2 separate regions of the Homo sapiens genome follow, and region 2 is linked to region 1. A link is a loop called in an ENCODE intact Hi-C map of the cell type or tissue named here. Cell type or tissue: endothelial cell of umbilical vein. All regions are shown on one strand. Region 1 overlaps JUN-DT (JUN divergent transcript). Region 2 overlaps LOC112268263 (a long non-coding RNA gene).

Evidence for each region. Peaks named below come from ENCODE experiments on the same cell type or tissue, not always from the same donor. Only the 100,000 strongest peaks of a DNase experiment are listed, where the experiment ranks them.
Region 2: it touches region 1 in a loop (7-fold over the local background); 6 of 110 quality-filtered maps call a loop at or near these places.

Annotation. Positions count from the first base shown.
Region 1 is chr1:58,846,422-58,851,421 of GRCh38, forward strand. All of the region lies in intron 1 of JUN-DT (JUN divergent transcript), which reads left to right. LOC107984961 (a long non-coding RNA gene) reads right to left here. Exons shown (of 2, transcript XR_001738081.2): 2 at 4,538-4,981. Among named protein-coding and RNA genes, the nearest start is that of LINC02777, 55 kb to the right of the region's middle. In endothelial cell of umbilical vein, a CTCF peak has its summit at 2,559; a DNase peak (open chromatin) is centred at 2,690; H3K27ac peaks cover 2,458 bases.
Region 2 is chr1:58,737,903-58,742,902 of GRCh38, forward strand. The region is part of intron 5 of LOC112268263 (a long non-coding RNA gene); the gene reads left to right. Among named protein-coding and RNA genes, the nearest start is that of MYSM1, 40 kb to the left of the region's middle. In endothelial cell of umbilical vein, CTCF peaks have their summits at 2,132 (motif pointing right) and 2,339; a DNase peak (open chromatin) is centred at 2,139.

The DNA.
Region 1 (5,000 bases):
ACGAGTGTCAGTCATTCTTTGCTACCTTCTCAAGTCTTGGGTTGAATACATTAGTTAAAAGATCAATTAAAGTGAATTGGGAAGCAAAAATTACTTCTTTGCCACTGCCAAGATGAGAAACGTGATTTTCAACCAAGGCTCCTCAGAACTGTTTAAATCTGTGGCTATCATAAATATGGGTATGGATTCCAAGGATAACAAGAGAAGCTGAAGCCCACCAGGAGAGGGAGAACTCTATGACTCCTTTCTCTCCAAAGAGGGCTCAGAAGTTTTTCTCAGTGTTGCCAATATCAGAAGAGGAGAAGAATGCTCCATGTCACCAAGCATCTACAACCCTAGACTAAGGACTTTCATGCTGTTGTTTAAGAATTACCCTCTGAGCCGGGCCTGGTGGCTCACGCCTGTAATCTCAGCACTTTGGGAGGCTGAGGTGGGCAGATCACCTGAGGTTAGGAGTTCGAGACCAGCCTGGCCAATATGAAGAAACCCCGTTTCTACTAAAAATACAAAATTAGCTGGGTATGGTGGCGCATGCCTGTAATCCCAGCTACTCAGGAGGCTGAGGCAGGAGAATCGCTTGAACCTGGGAGGCGGAGGTCGTGGAGAGCCAAGAACACGCCATTGCACTCCAGCCTGGGCAACAAGAGTAAAACTCCATCTCAAAAAAAAAAAGAGAAAAATTACCCTCTGTAATTTAATTTTCTCCTGGCATCCCCATGGTATAATTCATCGAAATTTTGTTGTGGGGTCCAGAAGGGCTGTATTGGAATCTTGGTTCTTCTACTTGCTAGTTTTGTGACTTTGGGACCCCTCTGAGCCTTGGTTCCTCCTTTGTAACACACTCATCTTACATCATGGTGAGCCAAATCCCATAGAATGACATCTGTACCATGTAGCCCAGTGTCTCATACACATCCAATAAGTGTGGGCTCTCTTTCTTCCCCATCACAGAAACTCACTCTGAACATGCTTCCAATTGTTACCATTGATGATTTATTTATGTTTGAGTCTGGGAAGGTGTTTCTTGAAATCTGATAGCAATGACAATGACAACTGAGTTCATCATATGGAGTGATTACTGTGGACCAGGCACTATCCTAACTGCTTTACTTATATGGTTCTTTATGATAGCTCCATGGGGAAGCAATATTGTTATCCAGTATTGTCAGATGAAGAGACTGAGGCACAGAAAGGTTATAAATCCTGCCTAAGTTTATACAGCTGATAAGTGGGGAGCCAGGGACTCTGGCTCCAGAGTCCCACGGTATTAACAGAGCTTGTCTATTGCCCACACTTCAGCCAGATAGAAGGTCGGGGGAACAGCAGTTAACTAGTAGTGCCATGCCAAGCCACTACAATTTCAACCTGAAGCAAAAGAAACTTGGTCTTCAAGATAGTCTGTGGAGGTCACATTATTGACAAGTATATGATTTCCCATACCTTTTGGAATATTGAAAATACCTCTAGGTACCCTTCTCTCACTGCCTTTACTACTTTCCCAGACCCTTTTGGGTCCACAGGTCTGAGGTTGAAAATCCTAATGTAACCTAAATTTCTCCTGAAAAGGAACTCAGAGAGATCAAGTGAGTTTTTTGCTCCCTTGCCCCATACTGAGATTGTAGTATATGAGGAAAATGGCAGTTATAATAAAAATACTAATTACCACATTTAGAGCCTTGTTTAAATATAGTAAACAATATATTTTTGATCAAAAACAGCCTCTTAAAATTTATCAATAACTTTTTATATAATGGCTTATTTGATGGAAATGGTAATAATGATAATAATAACCATGAACCTACTGAATATGAAATATATTAATAAACCATCTTAAAATGTTATTTACTCTTCACAACAATGAGAAAAATGTGTATTATTTTCTCTGGTTTACAGATGAGGAAGCAGGTTCATATGTTATCTCATTTAATTTTTGTCATAACCCTTGAGGTTGGTTCTCTTACGATCCACAAAACATGAGGAAATTGAAGCTCACAGAGGATAAGACATTTGCTCAAGCTCACACAGCAAATCAGAGGCAGAGCTGGGACTCGAACCCAGATCTTTTTGACTCAAAAGCCTGGATTTTGAATTGCTGTGCTGCAGTTCTCAAAGTAACCCATAATGTAGGCAAATATCATCCCCATTTTGCAATGGGGAAACTGAGGTAGTTAGAGAACTGGCTTACCTAATATTCTCCTAGCTCTACTGTACACTCTGGAGACCAAAATGTTTAGTAGTTGCACATAAGGGCTTTGGAGCTGGCTTGCACTTTGCACAGTGATGGGACCAGGTGAGCTCTCAATAAATGATAGCTGTTGTCATTTTCAGCATGGGAGTTCGGCAGCCCACAACCTGGGCACAGACCTGATACCTGCGTCCTTGACTATCTGTTCTGTTTTTGTGCAGACTTGTGCTTGGACCGCAGGAATTTTCTATCATCTGCATGCAATGCCTACTGATGACACACTATCACAATAAAGGCCACCTGAGTCTATGCAGGGGAAAGCTTCCTTCGTGGGAGGCCTATCTGAATGGATGTGGCCTGCAGGAGGCCCTTGGAGCAGAGGCTCAGCCTCTGACTCACACTGAGCTGTCCCCCATCCGGTTAAGGCCAGCCCAGGAGCCGCCCACCTCTCCTGCACCCGCTGCCTTCTTGGCACAGACCTCTGGCTGCAGCCTTTGGGCTCCAGGCTGCAGAATTACTCACTCGCAGATTCTTCCTTTGGCATCTGCCAGGATCCAGGAAGAGGGCTTTGTAGTCTCTCTGTCTCACTTAGCTTTTTCCCTGCCTCCTTTATCAGTTGAATTGCTAAAGCCAAAGCTGAATTTCTCTCCCATTTCCTCCAAGGACCAGTATCCGGTAGGAATCATCTCTGCACTTGGGAGGCTAGGGAGAAGTCAAACACCAGGTCTGGCTCTTTGCCCCTGGAGGAAGAGTTAGTCACTTGGTTACTGCCGGCTGAAATCGACTGGAGATGTCACAGGGAGAAAATGCTTTCCTATGAGTTAGTGGAGCATGGTCTCCACAAAAATTGCCTTTTTACTGAACAGAGAAAGTGGCAAACTGATGTCCTCTTCACAGAGTTCTGACTTTAGTCCTCTAGCTGCAGCCATTAGCAATTCCTTTCCATCCAGTGCATAGAAGTCACAGGAGGCATGTCACAAAAATGGGGAGTAGGGAGGAGAAAAATTAGATGTGTACACACATGATCTCATTTTGTCACCACAGCAACCTAATTGTCATTATCCTGATTTTTTAAAAGGTAAAACTTGAGGTGGTGAATGCTTGTCCAAGATCATGGAGTTGGTGACTGGCAGAGCCGACATATGGACCCAAGTCCTTTCAATGCCAAATCCACTGTAGGGGAAATGGCCCTTCTGTCTCTTTCTCTCCCTCTGTCTCCCCTTTTCCTCTTGATTCCATGTGTCACCTTCCCCACTCCCAGTCTCGAAGGGGTCAGAGGATTATATGACACAACACAATGCCTTGCATACAGTACTTGCTCAATAAATGCACATTAAATTTGAATTGCTATGCCATGCCTTTTATGAACATTTGCATTTTCAAAAAGGACTCTTAGAAAAGATAATACTTAATACCAAGGACTAAATGGTGAATTTCCAGCACAGGAGATCTCTAGTGGGATGTTTATTTCCTCCATCCCTTCTTCCTCTCCCTCTTCCTTCCTTCCTTCCTTCTTCTCGTGTTCTCTCCTTCAGAACAAACACCAACACTATCCTAACTACTTTATAAATATTTACTTATTTAATCCTCATTACCACTGTGTGATGTAGATACCATTATTGTTAGCAATATCCCATTTTGGAAATAAGTAAATGGGCATAGAGTGGCTTAGTTATCTGCCCAGAAACACACAACTTATAATAGGCAGAGCAGGAGTTTGAAGGTGGGCACTTGGCCTCTTTAACCATTGCTGGTATCCCTGTCCAGGCACAGATAGCTTCCTGGAGCCATTTCCATCTCTCACATGAACTTGACATTGCAATTTACAAGGTTTGTTCAAATAGGGTCTCATTCTATTTGATTCTCACCACCATTTGTGAAGTCTGGACTTTGCTTCCTATTTACAATAGAGAAAGCCCAAGCTTGGAGAATTTAAGTGACTTGCATAAGGTCACACAACTGCTATGTTAGCAGAGCTTGGGAGCCAAACCATTTTATGGTCCCCTAATTTCTATGAATGAAGCTGGTGCTGAAGAATTAGAACTGGCCAGAACAACACTTTGAGCAGGAAGAAAGTGCTCATTGTGATAATTTATTTTTTCTTGAAAGTTGGATAGAGAAAAATATATGTGTGTGTGTGTGTGTGTGTGTGTGTGTGTAATAGTCATAAAAGTATTTCTCAGAACTTGAGGTTTTAATAAAATGTGAAAAACATTTTTACCAGCACCCTCTTTTCCCTCCTGGTTTTTAGGTACTGCATAATTTAAAGAAATGCAATCCATATGTTTGATTATTCATACTTCCATCATCAAAAAATATTGTTGATCCTTTGAGGAGCTTTTGATGTTCTAGAAACCATTTTTTTTTTTTTTTAGGGCAAGGGAGAAGAGAGACTTTTTTTTTTTTTTTTAAAGCATCCTTCCTTTTCCTACTATTTTGTTTCCCTTGAAAAAACATTTTTTGGCATTTGAGTGGGAGATGAACAAGTAGTCACTAGAATAGTCCATTTTTTTCCCCTTTAGGTTTTTAATATAGTGATATGTACAGAAATGCAGTTCTCAACTTTAGGGTTCTCTGATATGGTGGGGAGGGGAGTTAATATTTATGGAATTCTTACCTTGCAGTCACTTTATCTACATCTTCTTAGGTGGTGTTTCTAATACACAGGAAAGAGGTGTCATTGGCTCCATTGTATAGAAGAGGAGAGTGAGGCTCAAAGTCTGGAGAGTTGTACTGCTGGGACACAAACCCAACTTTGCCTGGCCCTGAAGCTGTGGTGTTCATACGTTTCAGCTCCTTCAAGAGAATACAAGGG
Region 2 (5,000 bases), 110 kb before region 1:
ATCACGAGATCAGGAGTTTGAGACCAGCCTGGCCAACATGGTGAAACCCTGTCTCTACTAAAAACACAAAAATGAGTCGGGCGTGGGGGCGTGCCTGTAATCCCAGCTACTCGGGAGGCTGAGGCAGGAGAATTGCTTGAATCTGGGAGGTGGAGGTTGCAGTGAGCTAAGATTGCAGCACTGCACTCCAGCCTGGGTGGCAGAGCGACGAGACTCTGTCTCAAAAATAAATAAATAAAATGAATAAATAAAAAAAATAAAATCCTAAACAGAAGGAAAAAAATGGAAGGAAATATTGTGGGCAGTTGTTATCTTTAGGTGATTTTCCCCTCTCATTCCTATTGATTAATTTTTGCACCTAGTTTATTGATAATGAAGATGAATTTATTTTTTATGTATTTTTGAAAAATCCATGTCCTGTCCTAAAGATTTTTGCTGCCAATTCCTTTATGTTCTGTGGTTATGGGACACTGTTTAGCTGTGACCAGAAGAGAAAAGGCCACAGTATCACCAAACCACCAAGAAGACAAAGGCTTAAGAAAGGAAGCCAAAGACCAAGGGGCATTAGGTCCTTGTGATTCCCGTCTCAGAGTGAAAGCACAAGTCGCAGCTTCAGAGGGCTTCCCAGAGCGGAGTGGGCAAAGCCGATGCATCCACAGTGTCTAGGCTGCGAGGAAACTAAGACGGCCAAATCCCACCCACTCCACCCCACCTTGAATTCCTTCTAAAGCTTCCACAGGTTCCTAGACTCATCTTGCATGCTCTCAGCAATAAGTAGTCCTCACAGTTGAGCCAGATCCCTCCAGCCAGTTTAAAAGTTCTGCCCAAATCTACTTTTCAGATGGCCCCGGTCCGGCTATATGGACTCACCCAGAACAAAGCTAACTTTGCACGTGACAACCCCTACTATTCTGACCTCACTAGATTAGGTTTCATGAGACCAGCCCTTAGGTCTGTTTTGCTGTATCCTCAGCACTCAATATGGTGCCACGTACAGAGTAAGCACTTAGGACATGTTGTAGGATGAATGAACAAGTGAAAGAGTGAGAGAATAAATTCACTCCTGAGTCTTCTCCTCTCCTGGCCAAATATCCCCAGTTCCTTCAACAGTTCTGATGTGGCTCCTGGACCTGTCAGCACTTGTTTTAGATATTCCCCAGCATGTCCGTGTTAAATGTGGATTTCAGGAACTTACACAATAGTCCTGGTGTGGTGTGGGGTGCACGATTCACAGGAACCATAACTTCCCTTATTTAGAACAACCTATTTTAATGAGGCAACTCAAGATCTTAAGAGCCATTATCAAAGCCACTAATGGTTAAAAAATCTGGACTATATTTTTAGGGGTTGGGGCCACTGCTATCAATCCCAGCAGCATGGTGTTCCTTTTTGACCATTCAAGACTCTGCCCAATGTTGTGGCAAAGGCAAGGGTAAGGAGTCAAAAGACCTGGATATGGGCATTGGGCTGGTAGCAGTAGCTACTATGGAGTCCCAGGTTCACTCTGGGCTAAACACTGTGCTAAATGTCTCACAAATATGTTCTCAGTTAACGCTTGTTGCAAGTAGAGTACTGTTTTTATCCATTTTTTACAAATAGAGAAATTACCTAAGCTTATTTCTGGCATTTCATTGTGCAGGAATCTCCAGCTCGTCACTCAAACTCTCTGGGCTTCATTTATTTTATCTGTCAAATGGAGATAATAATAATATCTGTCTTGGATAGTCACTGGGAAGATTTATTAAAAGGTTGCAGTGAAAGTAACTGATAAAGCCTATAAACTTGCAATACATTATTATAAAGGCTCCGATTTTCCAGAGCAAAGTCTGGAGACATAGATTTCAATTTCCTCTCTGTGTCTGTGTCTGCCATTCCAGATTGCTGTCAGTTAATGTAACAAATGTTTTCTTCCTTTCTCTAATCTTGGACATTTTTTTAATAGATTAAGAGTAATTACTCCCAAATGGATACATGAAAGCCCAATTTCTGCCTAACATGCATCAAACCATTCATAAATATGCTTTTCTATTTTATTTATTATTCTTCATTAAATCTATTTCAAGTGGAAACAAACAAATCCACTCTTTCCAAGTATTAAATTAACTCAACGCCAAAGGTGTTTCCTGTAACACTCTTCCAGCAGAGGGCACTATTTCTCTATAAAGAGGGTGCCTTAGTTTTCTAAACTGTGATCCTCAGATTTTGAGGTAATTTTTGCAGAGCCTCATAAATAAATTCAGACCCAAGTATTAAGAATTATTAATGAGGACAATGCCGTTTGGGTTTACTTCATGAAAAGAATTTTCAGTTAGTGCAGAAATGCTGATTTTTGCCCTCTGCCATATACGGTCAGGTATCTCCTTATTTAGAAATCACAGAATATGAGAGTTAGGGCCTTACAGATCACTTAGCCTGCAGATCACAAAGAAACTGCCTGCAGGTGAAATTCAGCCCACATTCATATTTTGTTTGCCTTGCAGAAGTTTATTATTATTGTTATCAGACTAACATTAACCAGGAGGGTGCACACAACATATAGATTTCTTAGCATATTAAAAAAAAAATAAATCTGAAGCTTTCACAATGCTGAGCCAACATGCCTCTATGGTGACAACTGGCTGGGATTCAATAAATTTACACCCTTGTGGACAGGACATATGCACACTAGTTCCCCAACAGTGACTTCTCATCCAGGCTGCCCCATTAGTATACATCAATTACCTGGACCTAAAAGCACTTGAGTTTATGACCTGTAGATTCTGGTCCAACTTCTTCATGTTACAGATGAAGACACTGGAGGCCAGAAATAGGAAGGGCCTTGCTCAAGGTCACACCACAAGTGAGGCGCTGAGACCAGGTCTCATTCCCAGGCCTCCCAACCTACGGGGTCACGGTCCTTTCCCACCTCTGGGGTTTCTCAAAATTAAGAATTGATCCTGACTCCTGCCTGTGCCTCTGTCAGAAAGCTTCAGTCCTTTCCTCCTTTACCCTAAGAGGCCAGTGTTCCCAGGCAGGTGGGAGGGCCACAAAGAGGTCCCAGACAGTGTAAAATGCAAGGAGAGGCTTTGGTGGTGGTGGTGGTTGGGAGTGGGGGGTGGGGTCGGGGAACAGAAAGAAGGGGAGAGGGGGCCCTCTACTAGTTCTTCTAGGGCCTTTTTCTTGGCTACTCCTGCTTTCCTAGGGCTAGTTTTGCTTCTCAGATCCTGATTTCTTGGGCTGATGGACAGAACTTGGAGAGCACAGTCAGAGAGACTTACTTTCTTAAAATTTCTGGGCCAGCCGGGCGTGGTGGCTCACGCCTGTAATCCCAGCACTTTGGGAGGCTGAGGAGGGTGGATCACGAGGTCAGGAAATCGAGACCATCCTGGCTAACACGGTGAAATGAAACCCCGTCTCTACTAAAAAAATACAAAAAAAAATTAGCTGGGCGTGGTGGCGGGGGCCTGTAGTCCCAGCTACTCGGGAGGCTGAGGCAGGAGAATGGCGTGAACACAGGAGGCGGAGCTTGCAGTGAGCGGAGATCGAGCCACTGCACTCCAGCCTGGGCGACTGAGCGAGACTCTGCCTCAAAAAAAAAAAAAAAAAATTCTGGGCCTTGGTTTCCTCATCTGTAAAGTGGAAGCATTATTACTTTGTGGAGCTTGTGTAAAAATTTTCTATTCGATAAGAAAAGCATTTGTGATTCATTTGCTTATTGACTGCCTACTAGATGTAGAATGTTTGGGGGTACAGCTATGCCTGAAACATGAGGATCCTAAATAAATGGCAGCAATTATTGGGGAGAAAAAGGAGACAGGCTTCTTGTTATCCTGTGGAGACTCTGTGCCTTTGGCCCTGAGGCCTCCACATTCCAACAGCTCTCCACCTAAGCCTGTGCTGCATATCTCGGCTGCACATTAAAATATCCTGGGCAGCGTTTAAAATCCTTGGTGCCCAGGCTCCTCCTAGAACAAGTAAATCAGAATCCCCAGGGGTGGTGTCTGGTCATTAGTGCAGCACAGCTGGGAACCACTGTCATAAATCCTCTTCCTACCATGACACAGCCTAAAGCCGTTTGCTTTCCTAGGAGCCACGTTGGCCACACGCTTCCTTTGCTGCAACCCCACTCCTGCCCTTTGAGTCTGGACATATTAATGAAATTCCTCTGACCTTCTATTTCTTTTTCAGGAAAATAGGGGTGTAGGGGAGACAGTTGGTAGCCTAACCGGCATCTGTTAGCTCCTTTTTCCATCTAAGCAGAAGGCAGATTTTGGAAGCTGACCACCTCCAGGGGTGAATCTGATTGGCCCAACAGTTATTCAGTCAATCCTCTTTTGTCAGTGATTGGTTTAGGAACGAGACTGTGGACCGAACTCCGTTATATAAGATGTGAAAGGAGGCCTCTAGGAAAAGTTTTCTTGCTCTTGAAAAAGAGGAAGAAGACCATTGTGTGGTGTTTTGATTTGACATGTGGAACTGCTGCCGCCATCTTGTGACCAGCCTGAGGATGAAGGCGACACCGGGGCACAACATGTAAAGATGAATGTTGGTTAACTGGAGTTTTTATTCAATAGAAAATTGAAGTGGCAAGCACGATGAGTAGAAGAGAACTAGAATTTACTGAGTCCCTATTATGTGCCAGACCCTCTGTTAAGTTCGGTATAATATGTGCCAGCTCATGTAATTCTGACAACTGTGGTCTGGCATTAGAAAGTAATCAGTTAGACTCTATTGATTTTTTTTTTTTTTTTTTTTTGAGATGGAGACTCCCTCTGTCTCCCACGCTGGAATGCAAAGGCGCGATCTAGGGTCACTGCAACCTCCTCCTCTGGGGTTCAAGCGATTCTCCTGCCTCAGCCTCCTGAGTAGCTGGGATTACAGGTGCCTGCTGCCACGCCCAGCTAATTTTTGTATTTTTAGTAGAGATGGGGTTTCACCATGTTGGCCAGGCTGGTCTTGAATTCCTGACCTCAGGTGATACACCCGCCTTGGCCTACCAAAGTGCTGAGATTACAGGGCTA